2 separate regions of the Mus musculus genome follow, and region 1 is linked to region 2. The links are chromatin loops, found by intact Hi-C in ENCODE. Cell type or tissue: left cerebral cortex. All regions are shown on one strand. Links, peaks and the distances in the headings refer to the core of each region. The heading gives the core; the rest is flanking DNA.

Region 1 (12,730 bases), core at 2,296-10,295, 300 kb after region 2:
GAAAGAAAAAAAAATTGACAGCTGTGTAACAATGGTTAGCCCTGGGCACATAAGAACAGAATTGGGCAGGAGTCATGGTGTCCTCAGATAAATCAAATCTAAGGTCAGTCCGAGCTGGGACCCCAGGATCCATTTTTTGGGGGGGTCGAGACAGGGTTTCTCTGTGTAGCCCTGGCTGTCCTGGAACTCACTCTCTAGACCAGGCTGGCTGGCCTTGAACTCAGAAATCCACCTGCCTCTGCGTCCCAAGTGCTGGGATTAAAGGCATGTGCCACCACTGCCCGGCCCCAGGATCTACTTTTAAGGCTTTTCCAGTGAGCAATCAAGATCAAGAACTCTGCAGAGGCATGGGTTCTGCTGTGATTTCATCAGTTGCGCAAACAACTGCTAAGCTTGGGGTCCAGGGACTCTTGATTTTCTCCGGGACCCTGAGTAATTTTTCTTTTTAAAATATTTATGTATTTTTATGTTGGATTTTGTGTTGGCTGTTTCGCTGGCCTCTGTGACCATGTACCATGTCCACGCAGCACCCACAAAGGAAGAAGATATCAGAATCCTTAGGACTGGAGTTACAGACAGTTGTGAGCCACCATGTGGGTGCTGGGAATTGAACCCCAGGTATGGAAGAACAGTGTGTGCTCTTAACCACTGAGCCATTTCTAGCCTGAAGCTGCTATTTCTTTCACCAGGCAGCTGTTGTCTGGCAGCTCCACAAGCTCACTGAAGAGCCCACCTCCTTCCTGCTTGCCTTCACAGTGCCCTGTGATTTAGCGTACGTTTAGATCCAACCAACAGGTTGGCCCAAGCTGGTTTAGTGAGCCTCGCTTGACCTCTCAGCCACTTAACCTTATACGGTAGCAGACATCTGACTTAGATACCTGATGACTGCAGTCACAGTAAAAGTTGAGTCTGCTGGAGACAGCTAGGCTTGGACACTCGCAGATGAGAAACAAGGATTGGGCCGAGAGTAGGTCACTGTGAATGAGAGCATCGGGACCCACTGCCACACTTACAGTATCACGTGCTCTGGCCAAGCTTTGCCTGGGTGAGTTTTACCTCATAGTCTAGGCTTCTGGATCCTTTGATTCTACTAATTAGATCTAAAATATTTGGAAAGAAATTATGAATGTGGTGAATATATACAGTCTTTTTTTCTTATTATCGGCCCCTAAATAATACAGCATAATAGCTACTTATAGTGCTCACATTCTAGGACGCATTGTAAGTAATCAAGTGGTTTAAAGTATAGATGCAGATGTGTGCAGGTTCCACACAAACACTACCCCTTAAGGACTGGAGCATCTTTGACTTTGTCTTTGAGGGGTAGCCAGTCGTAGCTGAGCGAGGAACGGTTACCCCTGGATTGATGCTTCTGGACAGTCAGTTCTGTTTTACCTTTAGCATGCTGCTTAGAAGAGCTTACCTCCTTTACCTGGGATTAAATCTTTCAGAATCATGTTTGTTTCCCCTCAGGGAGAGCTACTGTAAATGAATGTGGAAAAGAAAATGCTCCCACCCCTAGCTGCAGTGTGGTAGGAAGGACTGTGCAGTGTGGTAGGGAGGACTGTGCAGTTTGGTAGGAAGGACTGTGCAGTGTGGTAGGGAGGACTGTGCAGTGTGGTAGGGAGGACTGTGCAGTGTGGTAGGGAGCGTGCAAGGCTACTTGATGTTGGACTTGATCAAACAACACCTCACTGTAAGTCAGCTCTACAGCAACGGGGGCTGTGTGCGTCCTGCCTTCCTGCTCCTCCCAGTCTGAACTCCAATACTGGCCTTACTCCTTGGGTCCTAGGATGTCCCTAAGGTTATTGGGTGCTTTTCCAAAGACAGAGCTGTCCAAGCCCCAAGGACTGCTTTGCACTGTGTCTTTCTAAGTCTCAAGCCTCCTCCCTTTCCCATGGTGTGGATGGGGATCTGAGTTGTAGGAAGGTCTGTAACAACACTGGACATGTCAGAACGATCCAAGAGTTTCCTTGCTGCATGGGGAGAAATTGGGGTGTTGGGACCCAGAGAAGCTAGGATTGAGACAAGTGATTTAGTCTCTGTAGCTCCTGTCTTAAAGAGTTATTATGAAACTCAACTGCAGTAAAATATGTAAAATATGTACCTAAGCCGTTATAAGGGCAACATTGTTATCACTCGCAGTTAGCAGAATCCTGCCTCACTGCCTTTGCTATTAGCAGGTTTGTCTCTGATCCTCTAGCTAAGGACTGCAGGTGTAGGTGACCCCCTAACTGACTGCTTACTTCTAGAGAAGGAGGCTTGTGCTGTGACCACAGGGGCCAGCATGGTCCCCGCAGGCCAACTTTGGTGTGTGTAAGGACAGGCAGCCAGAACCACATTTAGGTGGTGTGTTTGGAACACCACATATGATACAGGCCATCTCGTGGGAACAGGAGAGGGATGGGAACCAAGGATGGGAAAGGAACTTAGGAAAGAAAACCAACGTGGAGTAAGGAAGTACCAAGTCTCTCCGAATCAAGTATTTAGGGTAGGATATCTTTTTAAGAGAAGCCAATGGATTCTAATATGTAAATTGTGGGACACATTCAATAAGGATAAGCAAAATGTGGTCATTGTAGGACCCATCTTGGAAGAAAAGTGTTCCAGGAAATGAAGCACATTGTCGGCTTAGGAAGATGCCCAGATATAATATGCAGAGCCAGTCAAGATCAGCCCGTGTGCCATAGCCTGGTCCCCTCAGACAGCCTGCTTAGCGAGGACGGACAGGTGCCATGCCAGAGTCCAGATGCAGCTGATTCTCAGGGCATCGATGCCCAGGGTAGCCAGACAATGGATCTTCAATCTGCCCCAATAGTTTTGATTGCCAGAGAACCTTCTAGGGATTCTGCACCCATTTTATCCTGATAAGACATGGAGTTTTCTTCCTACTTTACAGATGCAGGAACCAGAGCCCAGAGAACGTGTTTTCTTCCCCAGATTGAGATGGGTAGATAGCACTGTGGCTTCGTACAAGCTCGGGCTTCTGTTATCTGTGCCTTCATGATAATTATTCTTTTTCTTCAGGGTTGCTAATTAAATGATTTCAGTGTTACAGATTTTTGTCTATTTTTCCAAGAGTCAACATTAGACATCTCTGGACTATGTCAAGATTAACTAGGCAATCTAATTAAAATCAAGCTAGTTCTACAGTGGAACTGGAAAAAAAAGGTAGCTAAAGGGAGTGTACAACATTTTAAACCAGGGACCTGCCTCAGGGTCTCGGCCATCTAAATGTTAAAATGTTGAAGTTGCCTCTTTCCAGCTAAGGAAAGGTACTGCCTCTTATGCGAGTGGGAGGAGGTAATGTTTTATCACTAGCTCTGCCACTAATTAGGTAATTGCTCTAAGCACAGAACTTAACCAAATTGGGTCTCAGTTTCCAAGTCTCTGAAATGGAGACAATGGTTGCAAGGATAAAATTAGTCAGCCTGTCTGCTCCCTGACTGGAAGGGCCTATGTAGCTCCTGGTTGTAAGACCTTGGGAAAACGGCATGGTATGTTCTGGGCCTCAGTGTTCCTATCTGTAAATTGCACAATGTCTACCGAGCCGTGTCAGTAAGAAGAGTATAACGGGGTGATATGTAGTTGTCGGCGCAGTGACTGAACGTGTCTGTATCAGTAAGTGTTTATGTAGCTGAAGGAGCTTAGCCAAACCCAGAGCTCTTATGCCAAAGAGAACCCAGACTTTAGCTAGCCTGTTCCCCACAACTCAGCCACGGGGGTAGGGGGCGCGGACGGGAGAGCTTGTTCTTGGTATCGTTGCTGATACACGGCCTGTGGTGACTGCTTCACGGCATAGCTGCTCTGGATGTTAACAACGACGGGATCAGGCGCTGACCCTGCTGCTGTCCGGAAGCGTGAGGGCTGGTGCTGAGGAGGGGAATTCAGGATCTCCTACTTGGACCTCAGGAGCCAGAGCTGTGGTACTCCAGTGCAGCCATTCCTCCTGTGAGCCCTTAAGGTATCCCACCCTAAGGAGCTCAGGATTGAGATATAAAATCCAGGGACCAATAATGGCCCTTAAAGTCTGGTAGAAGATGCAAATTCTCCCAGGGGTCAGGTTCTGAGGGGTGAGAAGGGTGGGATAGAAATAGAGAGGTGTGGGGTTTCTGAGAGCTGAAAGGCAGGGAAGGGGGAGAAAGGGAGACAAGGAAAGCCAAGGGGAGAGGGGACAAGAAAACCCATTTCCCTCTTTCACAACTTCTCACAAGGTTCTGCCTGACCATCCATGTTATGTGGCTCTTCCTGCAGTCTGGTATCCAATGGCTAATCCATCTGGGGGCCTAGATGGCCTGCAAATGAAGTGAGCTCTGACGTCGAAAACGTCGAAACAGGGCCTCTGCCTCAAATCCGCACGGGGATGAGAGGCATGCCAGCATTCCAGGAATCCCCAAGTAGTGATGTTCTGTCCAGATAACGACATGCTCAAAGACAGGCAGAAAGGAGAGCAACCCCTAGGACTGGCAACCTCAGAGGGTAAGGTGGCATGAGCCAGCCTGGAGCTAATTGGAAGAAGGCCTTGAAAGCCACAAAGCACACTGGACATCTACAGAAGCAAATACCAAGTTAGTTTCTTTATTAAACAAGCAATATATGTTATTTATAGAAAACACAGGAAAATATCGATAACCACTTGGTAGGCCAGGGAGGGCGAGCTCCCTAACTAACCCCATTACTCTGCAACTCTTACTAATGGCTAAGTGCCTAGACTCTGGGGTTGCCCTGCCAGGGGCAGAGTTCACCTACCAGCTGGCAGTCACGGGTGAATTACTTAGCCTCCGTGGGCCTGTTTTCTTATCTGTATATTGGAGATGCTAACAGCAGCTACTCTCACAACAATTTGTGAAATTTAAAGATGCTAACACTGTACTGTCTGAAAGAGTAGCTGAACTGTATCAAAAAACCTGTCACCATGACGCTGTGACCATCGTAAAAATGTTTGCTACTTAACTGCACTCCCTGTGTAGCACACAGGAAGTGCTGTGTGGGACCTGCACAGTGTTTTGAGGACATGATTGCCCTCTGTTGCGGATAGGTTGTCTTTTCATGGACAGATTGTTGCTAATGTTTCTTTATAGTGGAATGTGCCCAGGACTAAAAGTTTCACATAAATAAATGGTCACAGTATGTCCTCACAGTTACTGGTTACTGATGCGACACTTAGGCAGCTTCATGGTAGAATCTGACGAGTTAGCAGGCAGATACTCTGACTTTTAAACTTACCCGTGTTAGTACGTGATATGGACTTTGTACGAAGACCGTGTTTCTTTAGGATCTCTGGAAAGAGGCAGGTTTGGGTGTCAGTTTGTCCTTTCCTTCCCATTCTGCAACAAAGAAGAGTCAGTCTGGCACCTCAGGCTGGCAAGGATGGCACCCACTGCAGCTACCACCCTTGGAGGTCTTTGCTTCTGGATTGCAAATGGAGGCGTGTTGTCCGCCTCATGTTCTCTTGGCCTTTACTGATGTCTCCAGACTCTAACCTGTCGTCTCTCAGATCAGAAACAGGGTCTTAGGTAAGCCAGGGCTGGTCTGACCGTAGCTTCTTCGCCCTTCTCTTTCCATTGGTGCCCTTTGACCCTGTCCTCAAACTTTGTTCATTAGTTTAATTAAATCTTTGCTAACGCTACCCACGTGAAGCCCAGTTCTGGCTCCTGCAAGAATACAGAAGAAAGCAATTTGAGAAGACACCAATGCGCAAAAGCAGAGTCAATACCAAAAGGTGGCTTGCTCATAGCTCCCCTGGGCTGAGCCAGATGGGTTCAGTGGGAGAATTGACTCACTGTGGGGGTGAGTGGGTCACTACCGAGAGTGTGAATGGATGACGTCCACATTCCAGGACTAACCCCTCGTTTCTTCATGTAGGAGCAGCTCAGAGCTGAGGAAGGAGAAATCCCGTGATGCCGCGAGGTGCCGGCGCAGCAAGGAGACGGAGGTCTTCTATGAGTTGGCTCATGAGTTGCCCCTGCCTCACAGTGTGAGCTCCCACCTGGACAAAGCCTCCATCATGCGCCTGGCCATCAGCTTCCTTCGGACACATAAGCTCCTGTCCTCAGGTAAGGCTTGACAGGTCCTGCCCCAAGCTGGCATCTACCTAGGCCTCGCTCCAAGACACATCTACAAATATCCACTCACAGAAGCTGGCACATGGCCTTTAGTGTTACATTTATTTAGTTGCGTGTGAGGGTATGCATGTGGGTCAGAGGACAGCCTTTGGGAGTCCATTCTGTTCTCTTCTTCCATCATCTGGGATCTGGGACTTGAACTTGGGTCCTCAGGCTTAGCAGCAAATGCCTCTAGCCACTGGACCTTCTTGCTGGCCCTGTTCCTTCATTTTAGCATCTCCCCTCTGGCAATGATCTTCTCATGAGTTCACCCAGGGAAGAGACCAAGGACAGACTCAAGTGAGAGTGTGAGGTGCTCCCAGAGAGTGTGAGGTGCTCCCAGAGAGTGTGAGGTGCTCCAAGGGGTTGGAGAGCCGAGAGCAGCTTCTCCTGGAAGCCCATCCAGTACCTCTGGACCTCTGGCGAGAGTCCCGCTCCACACTGTGTTGACTCTGCAGGAAGCCTTTTATCCTTGTCTTCCAGCTACATCTCTAGGACATCAGAAATGGTGATGTCCCTTGTGATCTATCTCTCAGAACCTTGGTTTCCTTGCCTACAAACTGGAATTAGCCAGGCATACTGCCTGGGAGGATAGGGGTAGGAAATGGGGGGGGGGGATTATTAGGGCACTATAGGAATGAGTGGAGACAGCGGCTCAGCTGTATTCGTTCTTGCTGGGCTAGCCCCCGCCATAGAGGACAGCCTCGGGCACCTCTCCCTGCTCAGCCGATGCGTTCTTCTTTCCCGCATATCTCTTCACCAACAAACAGTTCATAACGAATGCTTTCTTTCCTTTGTCAGAGTTACATCCCTCAAAAATCATTTCCTGTTAGGCCTCACCAGGAAGAGGCAGCCTGGGGTTTCCACTTTCACATCCTATGTGCAGTCTTGTCAGACTTATCAGTTCTGTAAGGAAACTGGGCAGCATATAGCTGCCAGGCTGGCACTACAGCAGGGCAGTGTCCGAGGCATGAGCAAGGGAGGCAGGCAGGCAAGGGGGAAAGAGATCCCGTGGCTCATTTTGAGTTTTCCTGAGTGAGTGTGTCACTCTGGAGATGACTCCTTACATGGCTATTCTGGGAAAGAGCCCCCTGCACAGAGGGGTCCAGAATGAGGCGGGGAAGCCAGACTAGCCTGTGCTATTCTGGGCCCCTGTGCACAGGAAGGATATATGGGAAAGACCTTCGGAGGTTAGAATGGCTGCTCATCCCATCGTCCTCCTCTAACCCCCAGGCTGGAGGCTAAGCCTGGGCTGCAAGGCTGAGGTGACCGTGCTGTTACAGAAATGAGCAGAGAGTGGAGAAAGCAAGGGCGGAGCCGCTGCACACACAGCAGGGCAACAGCAATTACTCAGATTTAGACGGTGAAAATGGTTGAGGGAAGCTCAGGCTAAGGACTTGTAAAGCCTGGACTGCTAAATAAAAAGGCAGACTCGGAGGTGTCTCACCCATGCCCCATGCATGCCTTCATTTTACAGAGGATTGTCCTCTTGGAGAAATGAGGACGACAGTTCGGTGATTTGTAGGATTTTGCAAAGCCTGTCAGGCAAAAAAAAAAAAAAAAAAAAAAAAAAAAAAAAAGAAATGTAGATAAGGGGCAGGGAGCCAATGTCCAAGTGAAGCAGCTAGAGCCTGACCAGGACTAGCCAGGAGCAGTGGGTGGCCAGGAGGTTCTGAGAGCTGTGTCTTGCTGCCGTAGCAGGGACACATTGTCTGTGCTCGCCCACACAGAAGCCTGTGTGTCTTCCTCGATGGGTCGAGGTTGATTTGCAGAGGGCTTGGCTAGGGTTGGATCTTCCGAGCTTATCTGCCCTCATGTGTCCTGGTGCAACCCCTCCCGCACTCCACGTACTACACAAAGCCACAGATACAAGAGCAGACACCACACGGAGCAGACATCTCAGGAGCTCTGAGCCTTGAGAACAAGGACTGCCTACTCTCTAGACAGCATAAGCACGGACAGACCAGAACCCTTGGCGCGTCAGCTATGGGGCTCCCAGGCCTGAAGAAAGAAAAGTTAGAGATTGATAAACAAGTTTTGGTCATCTGGTCCTGGTGACCTTAAAGAAGTGCTCCTGAGTCCAGCCACGGAAGGAGATGTGGCTTAGTTCTCCTTCTCTGCCATTTCTCCAGGCTCCTACCAGGCACTCTCGGGACTGGTTATTTCCAGAAATGGAATGTAAAATGAGCCTTTTCCTCCCCACCCACCCTTTGTTTTAGTGTGTGCATGCGTGCTCTGGAGAGGTTAGGGAAGAGCGTCGAAGTCTTGCTTAAAGACTTCAACCTCCCTTCTTTTAGACAGGACCTCTCGCTCGACTCGAAGCTCACGATTTTAGCTAGGTTGGCTGGCTGGCAAACTCACAGGATCCTGACTGTGCAGGTCAACATTGGGGTTCCGGGCACACACAGCCAACCTGTCAATGCCGAGGACTCGAACTCACATCTTCATGCCTGGGCAGCCAGTGCTCTTATGCACTTAGCCACCCAAGTGGCTCATTGTTTTAAATTTTCACCTATTATATGCATGTGTTTGTGGAGGGGAGGAAAGGACAACTTTTGGGAGTTGATTCTCCCTCCCCACCATGGATAGGGTTCCAACCAAGTTGTCAGGTCTGAATAGAAGGCCTTTTTACCTGCTAAGCCATCGTTTCAACCCTGAACCATAGGTCTTTATGTTTTGTTTTTGTTGGTTAGTTGGTTTGGGGGTTGTGTTTGTTTGTTTGTTTGTTTGTTGTTTGTTTTTTGAGACAGGGTTTCTCTGTATAGCCCTGGCTGTCCTGGAACTCACTCTGTAGACCAGGCTGGCCTCGAACTCAGAAATCTGCCTGTCTCTGCCTCGCAAGTGCTGTGGGTTTTTTGTTTGTTTGTTTGTTTGTTTGTTTTATGTGACAAAAAGTTTAGAGGATCTTTGAGCAGATATCCTCCTGCACTTTGCTTATTGGTGTTGCTGCCATCTCTCTCAGAAACATTGTACACAGCTCTATCTCATTGGACCGCAGAGTCCATGAAACATTGTTGGATGATATGAAAGTCTAGCCTGTTGTACAAGTTATAGCTTTGAAGTAAGTCTAACAAAAGAAACGATGTAAGAGAAAAATCAGAGCGAACTCTAATGTCTTTGGACCCACCTTTTAGCAGTTACGTGTTACAGTGTTACAACATATACTTTCCCAACTCAAAACAAACTACAGACTCATTACTTAGGCAAGTGGAGTTTTGTATACCTCAGAGTTCAAACGCCTAAAAAATACCAGGCTTAGCGTTAGGGCCAGTTTCTTCTTTACTTAGCAGCACACTTCCTTTGATTTTCACAGTAGGCTGCAGTGTGTGGGAATGTTGGGGAGGAAGCCTCCGCGCTGAGAACTCCAGGCTGAGTCGGGCCACAGTTGAGATTCATATCACAGGAAACAAACCGAAACAATAGCTTTACGATACTTGCTTCCACACTGGCCCAGGAGGACAGAACACACTGTGGCGGGAACATGGGTGGAAATATCACTTGATTGTCTTAAATCCAGATGAACCCTGCGCTCTGGGGCTGAAGTGGAGTCGCTTCTGCGTCCCAAGAGCTTTAGACCGCAGTAAATGTATAGAATGTGCATTCGCCCCAATTCTGATTTGAGGCTTCCCAGACTCATATGTAAAAAAATCAAATTCTCATTACTGCAGAGTTGGAGATCAGCACAAAGCCAGGTTTCTAGACATAAATGTCAAGTTTATTTTTGATTATTTTGATTTGAATTTGTTTATGTTTTATTCCTGGCATTTGCCTAGTGAAGTCACACAGTCTGCTCAGGATATGATTCTCCGATCCCTGAGACATTAAAATCCAGGACATGGTTTTAAAGCTTTCACCATGACTTCTCAGGAAAAGTGGGACAAAGGGGACAGAATTACAGCAGCAGATGTGATTTCTGTGCCCTCCTATGCCTTGTGGTAAGACCTGTTTTCCCTGGTTTTCAGCCCAATTGTTTTACTGTCCCACCTCCCCCGGCCCCACCTATACTCAAAATCAAGGCCTTTTCTGTCCTGTTTGGAAGGAGGCCAGTAAGATGATTCATGCCAGGATGTTACTGGCTGAGAGCAGCCAGCGGTCCCTTCAAGAAAGTCTAACCTTGCTTATAGCATTCTCTTAAAGCAAAGAGTCTGGCCAGTCAGCGACAGTCACTGACTGTAGCGCCCCATAGCATTTTATGAAGGCTAGCGCAGCAAGCAAGGGTGGGGGAGCAGGTGTGAAAAGAACAAAATAAAAATCTCCAATGCTGGACTTGTGGGGCACACCAGGAGAGCAGCAGCAAGGCCAGCTGAGATCTATCACTCTGCAGAAAGTGTGAGATAGCCCCAGCCTGCTCACAGTGCGGCATAAGGCACAGTAAGTGGCCCACACTCTTTATGTTTGCCGTCAGTATGCCCGGAAGACGCGTGCACAGCCTTTGAAAGGAAAGACCCTGCGGAGATAACTAAGTAGCAAGCACCAGGGAAGTAGGAAACCTGTATCGGAGCTTGTTAGGAACAAGGAGTTTCTTGAAGATGGAAACATCTAGAAGGATCATCCGGGTGAAGTAAGAAAGCAGCAGCCTTACGGCTGGCACAGCCAGGCCTCAAAGACCCAGTTAGAAGCCACCTGCTCTGCCACCTGCTAGTTCACACAAGGCAAGTGGCTCTACCATACTGGTGTGCCACCCAACATGGGCGGTGCTGCCTAAAGGAAATGAGCAGTGCTCCGGAAAAGGCCCTCCACAGCCTTCTCAGCGGCACATATCCTGGCGGTGGGAGCCATCAAAGCCTGTTTACTGGGGCTATTTTTAGCATTAAAGAATTTCGTGGTCCTTCTCAAAGGAGACAGTTCGTCTATACCAGTTCTTTGAGATTCGAACCCTGACAGATTCTGGGAAGCAAATGGCCAGGATGTAGAACCTGAGCTATTTAGACCACCCAGCCCAGTTCCTTAGCAAGCACCTACTTTATTTTGTACCAATGGTTTGCTCTCCGTTGTTATCAGCATCCCCAGGAGGGGCTTAGGCTCTTCGACAGATGTCTTCCTGGCAGTTTGTTGGTTCCTGAATTGCACCCTTCCTTGCAGTATCCCCAGCTCTCCCTGAGACAGGACTGAGTGTGTAATGAGTGCTGTGAGCCAGGGAAGCCATGGAGGAAAAGCCTTAGTAACTGCAGGGAGGGAGGGAGGTCTGGTGTGCGCAGCCGCCAGGCATAGCAGTTTTTAGCAGAATTGTGACAGGAGGCTCAGGGCTCTGGGTGCAGCAGGGGGATGTCTGCCTCCCTCTTGGCTGGGAGTGACCTAGCCAAGTTCCTTCAGAGACTCCCAGGAGGACAAGCAGGTGCTAAAAGAGCAAATAGTTCCACTGAAGGAAGGGGCCACACCCAAGCTGGGCTGCTCTAGGGTCGCAGGGAAGGGGTGGGGGAGGGTGCTATTGGCCATTGTGACTTCAGTCTCAAGATGTTCCATGTCTGTGGCCCCAGACACCCTTCTCCCTCCTCTCTAAAGGGCAGTCCACCTGCCACTGTAGCCAATTTCGCCACCTCCTGGAAGTAAGCGTGCTGGACAGTTCGGAAAGGCCGCTTGGCTGTGCCGGGCCTGTTAAAAACAGGAAACTTTAAGCAGAACTATTTTCTCTGGGTCTAGTTAACCCCGATAGGTTGTCTTGGGATTACTCCAGATTTTGAAGTCAGTGTTGCCACTGAGATCAAAGAAGCTGAAGTGAAAATAAATTCTCAGTAGGCCTCAGCACTAGCCTCTGTCTGTCTGGAGAAAGTAGCCACCTCGCCCTATAACCCAAATGCAGCTGAAACCTTCTCCGGGCATGTTTCCGGGGTCAGGCACCCTTTGCCCAGACTGGCTGGTTTTCCTGACGTGGGGGATAGTCTTCAGCACGTGGTCTCTGGAGCGACAGCTTTGACACCCTCTGAACACTTTTTGTTGATGTTGTTGTTGTTGTTAAAGGAAGAAAAGGCACTTTTTCAGCTTCCCTGAATTAGGAAGGAAGCCTGGGAGGAGGTAGAACCTTCCAGCACCACCCTGGGTGGGGTGCGGCCTCCTCGTACTAGCCAGGTCTTGGGCTCTGAGCTCAGCTTAAATTTTCAGCAGAGGGTTCCACGTTTTTATTTTACTTTGCACAAATCCCGCAAGTTGCATAGCAGTCCTGGGCCCGCCAGAGGTCCTGGCCCACCCACTCAGCCTTGGCTAGACTTGAACTCACTATGTAGACCAAGATGGCCTGGAATTCACAGAGATCTACCTGCCTCTGCCTCCTGATAGCTGGGATTAAAGACCTGCTCTAACACACCTGGTTAAATCCAGATTTCTAAAGCACACACATATTTGACATTAAATAATGAACAAGAAGAGGGCATAGCCTGTGGTCTGAGGATAACAGCCAGGAGCCGGAACAAGAGCTGAGCTTAGATTGCAGAGGTGGACTTGGTAGTCCAGGACACACAGAGTGCATGGTTGGGGGTAGAGTTCCCCCACAACGCCCCCTAGTGTCTGCCTCTTGTCCCTCACGGCTTTGTGCCTCTAAGTTCCATTCTCTTTCGACTATTCTATGTGCTATCTATCCCCGGACTTATGTCCCCAAAGTGGTGCTCTGAGAAGCCACCTCTCTGCCCCTT
Region 2 (12,730 bases), core at 1,452-9,451:
CAGCCCTCCCCATTAATGGTGGCACCCCAAGATCTGAGATTTGGCTGATTTAGGGATGATGTCTCTTCTCCTATTCATTTATGGAATCTGAGATGCTAGAACTAAACAGGGACTTCTGTCTGAACCCTCCCCTTCTGGTGACAAATGGGTCCCAACCATCCCCGGAGAGAGCTGCATGCTCCCACAAGGCGGAATGACTTCACCGTAGGGTGGCGCCCTTCCCTGTGGCCCTTTCTGAGGTGTTATTGCTAATATTTTACCCACATCAGCTCTATACCAGGTAATAGGCTAAGGAATGGGAGCTCAGCATTGAGAAATGCTTGTCCTGAGGCCCAGAACCAAGTTGGTGTCCAGGACTGGCCTGTGCCTCTCCTGAACAATGAGCTCCTCATTGGAGGTCATCGCTATGACACAGCGCTTCTTACTCAGGAGTGAGCAGGACCGTTTCAGTGGCCCTTCTCCAGTCTTGAGACTATAGATTAGTCACTCTCAGCTCCTCTTCCAGCCTCTTTCACTTGCTGTGTCTTTACTTCATTCCCAAAGAGATTCCATCCCTCCCTAAGTAATCAGCTTAGAGATCCTATCCTGGGCCAGTCAGACATTTTCAGCTTTCCCCCTTTTTCATACAGAATGTCCTGAAACCTCAAAGAGATGGGGTCCAATGATAACAGACCTAGATAGAGTGACATACCCCTGATTTTTAGGCCTGGCTCTTGCCTGGTGTGCTGTCTGCTGTGCCTCTTGGGCCTTTATTCAGACAGATGTGCCATCCAGGCAGGTCCCATGCTTCCCAGCCTCACAGGAGAACTAAAGGATATGTAACATATCACAAAACTGAGATGAGCGAGAAACTCTTTCTCCTCTTCTGTAAGAATTCAGAAAGCCATTTTCTTTGAGCTTTGGGGTCTTCAGACACCTGAGTTCTACCTTCCAAGATGCTCTTAACAACTGAGGCCTTCCCGGCGGGACAAAAGTCATATCTTGGAGTGAGTGAGCTACAGAACTTCTGAGTCTGTCATGCAGGGCTGTCTGCGGGCTTGGCTGTTGTCCTTCCACCCCGTTATGAGTTCACTCCAGATCCCCTGCGTGGGCCCTTAGGACTCGAGTCCTTCTGGAAAGGAAGCAGAGACCTTCCTCTCCAGAGGTGCTGCTCACTGATCTGTCTTCATTCCGAGGCATAGATACTCTGTCACCGTCTGTAACCCCTGTTACTCATGAGAGTCTTTTACAGTAGGATCATGTCAGGACACCCATACTACACAGATGAGTGCTCCTGTTGGCGAATGAATGTCTAACCATAAAAGACCTTCTTCATACAGAAAGGGTCAGAGGGCCACCCAGCACTGTCATCCAGGTAATTTAGGTCACATACTCCAGAAGGCCACAAGACTGTCTCGTAGTTGAGAAATTGTACTGCGGAATTCCTGACCCAGCAGAGATAAGTTTGTGGCATGCCATTGTGGGAAACTAATCTTTGTTAATGATAAGCCTGTGGCTCATTCTATTGGGTAGCTTCGTGTGGGGCAAGTGCTCAGCATAAAGCCAACCTCAAGGCTAAGTAAAGGCGTTTAGAAAAAACAAAGGCTTCCTAGATGTTGTTTTCAAGTTCTTTTGGTTCTAGTTCACAGCCCCCGCGAGTGAGTGAGTGAGTGAGTGAGTGAGTGAGTGAGTGAGTGAGTGATTCTGTCACCAGGAACGCCTGTGAGGGTGACTTCTGAGTGTTCTCATCTTCAAAGGAAAGTTGAAGGGAAGGGTGCCTTGTTGCCCCTGAGTCTGCAGAGATCCAGGGAAGGCATGTAGTCTCACCACACCGAAATTATGGACAAGGTTGCTAGGCCTTCAGAGGCCTTTGGTGGCAATGAGTCCCAACAGATCGGGAACTGTGTCTTCCTCGTCTTTGCAGATTGACGCCTTGTTGTACCTTAGGTACTGAAAGAAACATGTTAGACAGATGGAGGAACCTACAGGATGCCCCTGGGTCTGCCGCCGCCACGAAGAAATGAAGGATGATCATGGGTCCTGAAGGTTGAGTCTTAATGTAAATGGCTCATGAGGTGTGTCCTAATCCAGTTCCTTTTTACCTTTGGCCCTAGAACTAAAAGAACTTGAAAACAACATTCGGAAGGCCTTGTCATTTGACAACCGAGGAGAGGAGCACCGAGCGTCGTCGGCCACCGATGGCCAGCTGGCAAGCCCCGGAGAGAACGGGGAAGTCCGGCCAGGCCAGGCCAAGCGCTTGGGGCTGGATGAGTTCAACTTCATCAAGGTGTTGGGCAAAGGCAGCTTTGGCAAGGTCTGTGGGCATCACCGTAGGATTCAGTAGTTCTCACTTATCAAATGGGGAAAAGAGGCAAAGAGGGAGGGAGGGAGGGAGGGAGGGAGGGAGGGAGGGAGGGACCACACTGAGCAGTTTCATGTGTTAGCATGTCCCTTCTTCCCAACTGTCAACTCCATGTGCACATTTCTTCCTTTGTGCAGAGAGCCATGTGAAATCCCGCTTTCTCAGTAGGAAAACCTTAAGCATGAGCTCTGAGCGTCTGTCCTTGGTGGACTCCAGGTTCAGAGCAAACCTTGCTGTGTAGGACTCTGGAAGCTGAATGTCCTTAACTGATTTTCCTGGTGCTTGCTAACCATTCTGCTCTTCTTCTCCACGTGAGAGGAGAGCTGGATAATTGTGTAGTGGATCCGGGCCTTTGCCCTTGAGGGCATTTCCCCCAGATCTCTGCTGCACTCTATGCCTTGTGGGGCTGTGCCCACCAGTGATGGTCCTGGCAAAATGCAAAGAGCCCAGAAAAATGAGGGGCATTTCAGATATCTGTCTATCTGTCTCCTTGTCTGTCTTAATACCGTGCCTGGTGTAGCAGTTAGGTTCTCTCATTTGTGCTGGGCTCTGGGAAGCAGCCAGGAGTGAAAGGCCTAATTCACCATTCCAAGGCCATTCTGAGGGAAGGCTCCGTGAAGCCCTCAGGCACAGGGCCTGCCTCTGCAGGCACTCACCTGCCCTATCTGTCCCGAGATCACCTGGCAGGGAGGTTACTGAAATTTCCTCAGATGGCAACTGCTGAATCGATCACATTCTTTAAAAACTAGCTTAATAAGAAACAGACCCCAGGCCTCTGGTTTACGTGTGGCTCTGGCTTAGGCTATGAGCAGGGCTAGGTCTGAATCTGAGCAGGATTCTAGGGAACTGAGCATGCTCAGAACTCCCAGGTCTGCACGTAAGGTAGACAGGATAGGGGTCCTGAAGACTCTGAGCGCTTAGCTGGCTTCTTAGGCAAAATCACACCATCGCAAGCAGCTTGGAGCCCGTTTTACATAGGCTGTATTTTGTAGGTGACAGAATCCGCACCCTCTCAAGTTCCTTGGGTTATGTTCGGTTTACTTTGACGGCAACATTGGAATAGCATTCTTCAAAGTTCCCAGGAAGGAGAATGACCTGCAACTATTTGGAGATAAATGAAAACGCCAACTGATAGGCAAATGCCAAGAAAACAGACTCCCCATAAGCCCTCAGGGGAAGGAATTGTGTCTTTACCTGCAGCACTGTGGATAAAACTGTAAAGGCAAACACAGGGCACGATTAAGTACACACAGATAAAGAGGTTATGTTCAGTAAGAAAAGATAGCAGCAGCTTGTCATGAAGCAGGCAAGGGAGGGCCAGTGCGGAGAGCAAGAGGTTTGTCTTTATGTCTCTTATGTGTACCGACTTAGAAGTAACAACCCCAAATAACTAGACAGAGGAGAAAACTCTCCCACAAAGAGAATCGACTGGAAAATAAATCTCCCAGGAAGGTAGACTGCAAGTTGAAAGCAGAGTCAGGGTAATGTCTCCCGTTTGTCAAGGAAGAGGAAGCAAGCCAACAGAAGGGGAAGGTGAAAGCGGCCCCATGCTCAGAGACGCTATTCTCTGAAGTAGCCCTCTTAAAAACCAGGAAATGTGGGCTGCAGAGATGGCTCAGCAGTTAGGGGCACTGTCTGCTCTTCTAGAGGTCCTGAGCAACCACGTGGTGGCTCACAACCATCTGTAATGGGATCCGATGCCCTCTCCTGGTGTGTCTGAAGACATGTACTTATATAAGTAAATAAACAAGTCTTTTTTTAAAAATCGGGAAGTGTGTAAAATGTTCAACCCTTTAGTTCTAAAACTATCTATTTCAAGGATATAATGCCAAACAAAATTTTAAATTGTGTCCAAAAGCACTCAGCGCAACTTATATAGAACTTAATTGGGTATAACTTGTTTCTAATATGAAGGAGATAGCAGAATCAATTATAGTGTATTTACTTTGAACTGAGTACCAGCAATCATGATAGAGATGAAGACTTTATAGGAAAATACATATAACATATTGCTTCTTCTGAAAGTCTGTATGTGTGTGTGGTATGGTGGGGCACACCTAATATTTTAGCATTTGGATGAAACAGAAGTGTCATGAGTTCAAGACCAACATGGGCTACATAGTGGGAACTGTCAAAAGAAATGAAGAAAGAGGGAAAAGGCGAGAAGAGAAAGATACAAGGGAGAGATAGGAAGCACGCTACATTTGTTCTCTGATAATTACAGTATCACTAGTGGAGATGAAGATATGAATAATTAGCCCCTGTGCATTAAACTTCTCTTACCTGAGCACTGTGCCAGAGATTTAAAAAAAAAAAACCCCTTAGGTAGTTTCCCTAAACGTTTAAAATGTTAGCTTCCTAAACATCTTCATTAAAAATGAAAGAAAGAAACAATTGACACTTAGATATTTGACATCATTTGGTTCTGTGGGTGTGAAGACTGACCAGATGTGTTAAAACTGGTTGCAGGTCATGTTGGCGGAACTCAAAGGCAAAGATGAAGTCTACGCTGTGAAGGTCTTGAAGAAGGACGTTATCCTACAAGACGATGATGTGGACTGCACAATGACAGAGAAGAGGATTTTGGCTCTGGCTCGGAAACACCCTTATCTAACCCAACTCTATTGCTGCTTCCAGACCAAGGTATGCTTAAGAAGGGGCTGGCCAGCTGACCTCTTGGGTAGTATCGTGGCATCTAACACACAGAATCTAAGCTATCAGAAACCACTTTTGACCGTCTGCGTACCTCTCTCCAAGACTTAGTGTGGTGGAGTGGATTTTACCCTTGCAGAGATAGGCGTTCGATTGAACACCATATGTGTGTCTGTGCAGGGATGAAAGATCGATAGTGCACTTTCAGATTGTGGCAACTCAAAGCCAAATGGTCAACCCCAGTGTTGACTCATTGGAAAAACCAACAGATGCGGTGTAAACCCGGTTCCAGCTCTTTTCAATCAACAGTAAGATTGCTTCTAGGCTGCTTCAGCTCAAAAGAAGAAAAAAAAAAAAAGCAAAAGCTACCTTCATCCTTCTACCTTGTGTGATGTCATAGGAGATGTTGAATCTAAACAAATGCTTGGAATTCCACAGTGAAATCCAACCATATAAAAGTTACCTGGCTGCCAGCAGGTGGCAGTAAAGGATGAGTGTGTGTATGGACATTGTAGCACACACCCACACCCATCTGATTTGGTATTATTCTTACAGAAACAGCACATGTTCTTCATAAAAATTCTTATTTTATTTTCCTTTTTGGAAATGCGTATGGGAGAAAGTCTTCTAGGATGCATTGTGAATCTGTAGTATTTGTGTGCTTTAGAAGGCAATCCAGACTGGGTCCTAGACAGTGAAGGGTGACATGTATGTAGGTGCTCGTGTGTGTGTGTGTGTGTGTGTGTGTGTGTGTGTGTGTGTGTGTGTATGTGTGTGTATGTGTGTGCGCATGTGCACACGCATACATGTGTTCTATATGCTAGGTCCTGGTGAACAAGACCCCGTTCCTGCCATCAGAAACTTGACAGCCTCTTTGCTCCAGCCCCCACCCTTACCCCTGAGGCAGTTTCTGAGAACCCTGCTTGTCTGAGGAGCTTTAGGAATGGGAGACTCTGTGGCCTGAGCTCCCATCCAGTAGTCTCAGGTCACATTAGCTCACTGGAGTCCCGGAAGAGTCCTGCAGCGTACCAAGAAAGATTACCTTAGTTTAATCCACAGTTGCCCAATTATTTTGGTCCCGACTCTCCCCCATCAACCCACGCATGACATCAGTAAGCAACACTGATCTAGGAAAGTTTTCCTCTCCTTCTGATGGCATCAGAAATGAGAACCACCTGAAAGGGCCTGGCCACTCTGCGGCTTATTTTTCAGGAACACCAGGGTTGCTTTCTCTATGAAACTGTCCTCAGAGACCCTGCTTCATAAAAATCTGTTTCTTTTCTGAGAAGCCTCAGATTGGTGGCTAAGTCATTTCTCTTTCAAACTTGTGTTGTGTAACACCAAACAGATTAGTGTGAGTTCATGTTTGTGTACAAATGCAGAGTCCAGTGTGGCAGAACAAGTGCAGAGATGGGTTTGGCGTTGTTCTCCCACTACAGCTTGGCTACTGTGGTTTTGGTTTTGAGATGGGGCCCCATTCTGAAGTTCAGTTCATTACTAGCCTGGAACTCGGGACAGTCCTGCCTCCACCTATTAAGTCCTGGCATTATAGGCACGAGCCACCATATCTAACTCATTTAGAACTTAATTCAAGATCAAAGAGAAAAGTATCAGGTGTGATATGTCTTTATTGTCTGTGGTTCTTTTCACATGGGCTTACATTCAGTAGTTTTAAGTTTTGTCTTAAAAGCAATAACAACAAAACCACTTAGTCTACTTTTTTCTTTGTATCATTGAAAAAATTGTTTCAGAGAACCAACAGTTGTGTGTGTGTGTGCGCGCGCGTGTGTGGTGGGTATTGGGAATTGAACTTAGAATCTCATGCCTGCCTTGAAGTAGGTGCTGGGTGTGGGGTTATCAGCGGGACACAGATTTGCCTGAGGAAGGATGACTGGGTGACTGGGGTCAGGACTTGGGGCTCATACTAACATCTGCAGTAAATTAGCACTAAGAAATCCTTAGTGTTTCCGTGGCATTCACACCAAGAAGAGCTGGGAGCTGCTGCTCTCAGGTCTAGCGGGGCAGCGGTGCTTTTGAAGGGTGAGATGGAGTGGAAGCAGAAAGGACAGCCTCAATCCGTGCTCAGTTTTCAACCTTGCTTGGATGTTGTTTTTCCTGAAAAAGTACCATTCCTCAGCCACCATACTGTTGTGGTTTTGACTGAGATTTTCATATATGATTCAAACCCACAAATATCTGTTTCAATCCTATTAAGATTTTTGCCTCATCCTTCATTAGAACGGGCAAAGCAACAGTGGGTGTGAAGTTGGTTTGGGCTGAGCCCCAGTGTGGTGGTTTGAATGAGCAGGACCCCTCCGGGCTCAGCTACTTGAATGTTGGCCTCCAGTTGGTGGCAGTGTTTGAGGAGACTCAAGAGATGCAGCTTTGTTGGGGGAACTGTGTCACTGGGAGTGGGCTTTGGACTTCAGATGCTTCCCACCATTCCTAATGTGCTCTCTTTGCTTTTTGCATGCTGCTCAAGAGCTGAGCCCTCAGCTTGTTGCTTCCACCGCCATGTCTTTGCTACACCATCATGGACTCCACCCCTCTGGAACCATAAGTACAAAGAAACTCTTTGTTCTTAGGTTGCCTTGGTCATGCTGTCTAGTTACAGCAATTAGAAAAGTCACTAACAGACTCAGGTTTTAGTATACAGGGAGGAATAGCTCTTCTGGAAGCTGCCTTGAGAGCGTCCTGGTCGATTATGCAGAACTTTAAACTGGGTGCCATGTACAGGTTGGCTGGGAGAGCTTGGGAGAGGGTAAAGTAAGGTCCTGTGCCTTTTCTGGCATCCAGCAAGGATGGCCATGCAGAGCCATTGGTAACAACCATAATGGCCCAGTTAAGTTTGCCAGCAGCAGCCTGCTGAAGGACCAAGCTAAATTCAAATAAGGACTTAAGGTTTCTCTCTTCTAAGCTGTTCTGTCCTTGGTGATGTGCTGTAGTCTTCTTCCGCAGACTCTGGAAGATAAGAAACAAGTGAAATGATCCCAGAACCCAGCGCTAATGAGAATGATCAGATAGGCCAGTCAATCAAACCACAAATACATACATACCCATCAGATTCTGACCTTGTGCTAGACTTGAGACCCTGCTGTGTTTTTTAGCTTCTAGAGAACCTGAATCGGGCGAGGGAAGCTACAGAGCTGGCCTTTGAGATAGGGTTAGCATTGGGAGGAAGGCGGGCACCTAGAGATGGCTCCGAAGTTCTTTCTAGATTTCATTTGGCATTCTCCCACACTAGACTTCACAGCTCCTGTTTCCTGTTTCTCTGTGGACAGATGACACGAGAAAGAGGAGAAGGGGGGGGGGGGGTGCATACTGAGAAAATAAGCAAAACAAATTCTTGCTGAGAGAAAGGGACATGGCAGCGCTGGGACCCTCTTTAGGGGGCTGTGGTGCCCCGCTCGGCTCTCAAAGGCATGGCCCTCCTGCTCCAGGCTAGAGCCCCGTGCAGGAGCTGCTTTTACGGACTCTGCCTGTTTCATTGGCTGCTGGCGCTCAGAGAGCTCCCAGGAGGTAGATTTATTTTGATTTTGTGGTTAACAGAAAATTAAAAATCCCAAGCCCTTTGAGATTTCGTGTGTTTGTACTTTATCACTGCCATTACAAATCCATCCTTTCCAACTGGATCCCACAAAACCTGACCTGGCCGGTTTCACCCGTGGCATTGCCTCTTTAAAACTTGCAGTTGTGCACACTGTACCCGTCCCCCACCCTCTGGCATTTCCTGCCAGGCCTGGGAAGCCAAATCCAGGAGGACTTTGCTGTGAAGGAAACTGGGGAAGCGGGGCTGAGCTTCTACAGGATCTCCGCTGGCCAGTCTCCCTCCAGCCCTGGGGAACGGGCAGCATGGAAAATCCTTAAAAAGCAACTGGAGATGTTTTTCGAATGTGACTTAATCATCTCTGTGGGCATGGGGAGAGCTTCCCAGAGCAAGTGTTGACAACATAGGAGAGAATTTGTAGTTTCAAGGAACTCTAATGTTTGTTTTGACTTTTAGCAGAACAGTAAACCCTAAAGAAAAAAATGGGAAAGCAAGATGATCAGCAGAGAGATGGCAAATCTAATGAATAATCAGGCAAGTCTGAGAGAGCAGAGAAAGCAACCTGAGGGGTAGGCCATGGTCCTGCTAGACCACATGATGCTGGAGGTCCAAGGGCCTGGGAGGAGTTGGAGGGCTTTTGGCCCATTTTCTGGCTGTTTCTGGAAAACAAAAGCCTGAGATATTCCACACCTCTAGTTGGTTTGGATTAGCAGCCCTCAGGGACTCTGTGGTACACACTTGCCAGGAGAAGACTCTAAGCAGTAGTGCTAGGGTAGGTAGTGTTTTCTAGGATTAGGTGAAGTGAGTCTACATGGATGCTTTGGGCTTTGTGTGACACAGTGGCTTATGTAGTGATGGCGACTGGAGGAAGCACATCTCCTTGGTGCTGAAGAGCATCCTGAGTGAGGGTGCTGGGAAGCAATGCCATTTCTCTTGCTTTAGCCAGTTTACACACTCAGGGGTCCTGTGGCCTGCAAGCGACCAAGGGCTCATGGAGACTCTGATAGGAGGGTCAGTATTTAAAGTCATTGAGTGGTAATCTTTGCCTCCTGGGGAGGACGGAGGGGCATGTCTGTGTGTGTGTGTGTGTGGGGGGGTGTTGGAAATGCAAGTAGAAGGGCCACATGATTTCATATCAATCAGGCCTGATGAAGAGATCAATCACTCAGGTCTTGAGGCAAGGACCCACTCTAGAATGAAATGCATGCTTATAGAGTTCACTTTGCTCCTGTGTCCAGGATAGATAGGCAGGGAAGATAGGGAGGAGCAGGGAGGAGTGCTGCCCCTTAGTCTAGATACTGTCACATCACGTCAGCTAGCTTCTTTGCATGTAAGGAAGCCATTTGCCTGAACTGGAGTCGCCGTCATAGGCTTCTGCTCAGCTGGCCCTCTTCACATGCTACGACAAGGCAGGCGTGATTATTCTCTTCTTTATTTTCACATGTGATTATGATAACATGAACATAAGATGTATCACCTTGGGCACAGGCCTATAAATCTAACACTTGGAAGCTGAGGCAGGAGGAGAGAAAGTTTGAGGTGACCCTTACGAAGATTGCCTCAAAGAAATATCAAGCAAACAAAACAAAACACCCCAACCAACCAAACAGCCGATGCTCTGACCTTGGGGATGGGGTGATAGGCACATTTATGCACTTGTGTGTGTACCTGCTTGTGTGTATACACTTGTGTGTGTACCTGCATCTGAGCGTGTGAAGCCTGAGGTGAATCCGGAGTATGTTGCATCATGTTCCATTTTTAAAACAAGTCCTTGGTCACTGATCCCAGAGCTTGTCATTTGGGCTTGGCTAGCTGTCACCAGACTTTGTCTGTCTTGCCGAATCCAGAATTGGCTAGGGTGGGGCCTCACATTCTCCTATTCAGTCACAGTGTGTTGACCTCCTACTACGTGCCAGGTCATGAGGCACCACATTCTCTGTCACAGGATGTAGTGGCAGCCAGAGGAGGTCATGGTCTCACTTTATGGGAGCACACTTATTGTGTCACAGTGTGGAAAGTGCTGGCTTCATGCTAGTTCCCAAACACGGGGCTTTGTTTTTTGAGATAGGATCTTACTATGTAGTCCTGACTGCACTAGGACTCACTACACTGACCAGACTGGGTTCAAACTCACAGAAAGCCACTTATCTCAGTCTCCTGAGTGCTGGGGTTGAAGACGTGCCCCACCATGCCAAAACCAAGAATGTTTATTCTTTGTGGAAAATTTGAAAAATTCAAAAAAGACAAAAAAAAAAAAGAATAACTCAAATGGCTATATAACAAGAACAACTATGTGGTGTTTCCTGATTGTTTTAAAATAACATGCACTTGATACATATATTCCTAAAATGGCGACCGTCATATGGGATTCCCGCTCTCCTTCCTCTTATAACCTCCAGCTGGATGGTTTCCAGGCTTCGAGACCACCTAAGGCCCTGGTACAGAAATCTTGCACTGAAGGTAGAAGATGGCCACAAATGCTTGGTTTCTAGCGGGGCTGATCTGAAAGATTAGACTCTCTCCACAGTGCCTGTTCATCTCTGTCTGAGGGCTGGCCCTGGCCTCCCAAAAACACAACCTAACCCTGTGATACATTCTATGATACAAACTTGACCGTAACTTATAAATAAGCCATTGATGCTGACATAACGCAGACCAAGAGTTAAAGCCTTTAGCGTGTGTGTGTGTGTGTGTGTGTGTGTGTGCGTTCTGCTAAGCTATTTGTTTGTTCTAATGCAGCTAATTTTCATATTCATACATAGGGTTTATAGATATGCCTTGGTTGAGGTAGTGTGTGTGGGTGTGTGCTCATGTGTGCAGGCCCCATGTGTGGGTGTGTGCTCATGTGTGTAGCCCCCATGTGTGGGTATGTGCTCATGCAGGCCCCATGTGTGGGTGTGTGCTCATGCGGGCCTCATATGTGGGTGTGTGCTCATGTGTGCAGGCCCCATGCATGTCCCAGGAGGACGGCCTTCATATGCCACTTTCCCCATGTGACAGAGCAGCCCCACTCTGTCCAGCTTCACACCAACATTCCCAGCGAGGCAGAGCTGAGACTGGATCACAGCGCCCACTCTTGCCTCCTGGGGTAGAAGAACATTGTAGAGAGAGGTGGGGAAGGAGTGGGCTCTGCCCAGTTCTGCTGGTGGAGGGGGGAGACAGAGAGTTTTAAAGAGCAAGAGATGTCATAGAATAGATCCTGATTGGCAGAAGTTTCAGGGACAACAGATCCATCCTGGGACGTGTGAGAAAGAACTTGGTGTGAGAGATTCTGACTAAGTGCTAGAACTATGAGCGATGCCAGACAAGAGTCCAGACTCACTCTGGAAGAGACCTTCTCAAAGATGTTCTAGAGAACGATGACTTAGAAATGACAGCCTGTGCAGTTCTGTATGGCATGAACTGAAGGAAAGAAAGACAAGCAGGAACATCTGAGGAGGCCATTTGCATGACACAGGAGCCCAGGGGCCATGAGAGGTCTTGAAGGGAAAACTGGCACCAGGCATCCATTTCCCTCTGCATCCAGAAGGCCAGCCATCTTCTGAAGAAGGCATAGGTTTCTGCTGACTGGTATAGAACTGTTGACCAGGGAACTTGGGACTAATGGGAGAGGGAGACGCTGGCTGCTGCCAGCTATGGTAAGCGATGGGCACACGTGCATCTCAACTGCTCATTTCCTAATCCGAATGAAAAGGTTTGTGTAGAAATCCAAAACTAGAGGCCAGAGTTATCTAACCTGTTGACCAAACAAAGCCAGTTTCCTCATGGCTGACGTCAGCCCTCTCGATCTCTCCATGGCACCTTCATCGATTGGATTTCAGGCTTTACTCCCTTTTTTTAGAGTCTCTATTTTTAGATGGGTGTTGAATTTTGATAGTGGTGTGATGTTTTCCTCAGAGGGAGTCACATGGGTTACTCCAGGGAAAAGTTTCTGCCTTGTCTATTGAAATTTCTGCCCCCCACCCAAAGCAATGTCCTTTCCTCATATAGCCTGGACTTTTTGTTCCCGTGGGCTCTGATACTTCAGATAACCCCACTGCTGTAGCTTTGAAGGTCTTGCCAGCTGGTGGGTACAGCCCACTAGACCATTTGAGTTCACAGTACCCTATTGATTTGTAGGGACCGTGGTATATCAGAGGGAGAAATGACCTTTCTAGTTCTGGCTTCAGTCTACAAGGCTTGCCTGGAGA

What was found. Hi-C counts contacts between places; a loop is a spot of excess contacts. Peaks named below come from ENCODE experiments on the same cell type or tissue, not always from the same donor. Only the 100,000 strongest peaks of a DNase experiment are listed, where the experiment ranks them.
Region 1: a loop joins it to region 2, with 3 times the contacts of the local background. A loop is called at or near these places in 3 of 42 quality-filtered maps.

Annotation. Positions count from the first base shown.
Region 1 is chr17:86,791,251-86,803,980 of GRCm38, forward strand. It overlaps Epas1 (endothelial PAS domain protein 1), which reads left to right. Exons shown (of 16, transcript NM_010137.3): 2 at 5,866-6,056. Among named protein-coding and RNA genes, the nearest start is that of Epas1, 44 kb to the left of the region's middle. In left cerebral cortex, for the core only: no CTCF peak of the experiment used is centred there; DNase peaks (open chromatin) are centred at 5,864, 9,505 and 10,155; H3K27ac peaks cover 1,613 bases.
Region 2 is chr17:86,491,128-86,503,857 of GRCm38, forward strand. It overlaps Prkce (protein kinase C, epsilon), which reads left to right. Exons shown (of 15, transcript NM_011104.3): 9 at 2,094-2,293; 10 at 4,811-4,984. Among named protein-coding and RNA genes, the nearest start is that of Gm30284, 53 kb to the left of the region's middle. In left cerebral cortex, for the core only: CTCF peaks have their summits at 4,061 (motif pointing left) and 5,463 (motif pointing right); DNase peaks (open chromatin) are centred at 3,949, 5,483 and 8,740; H3K27ac peaks cover 1,385 bases.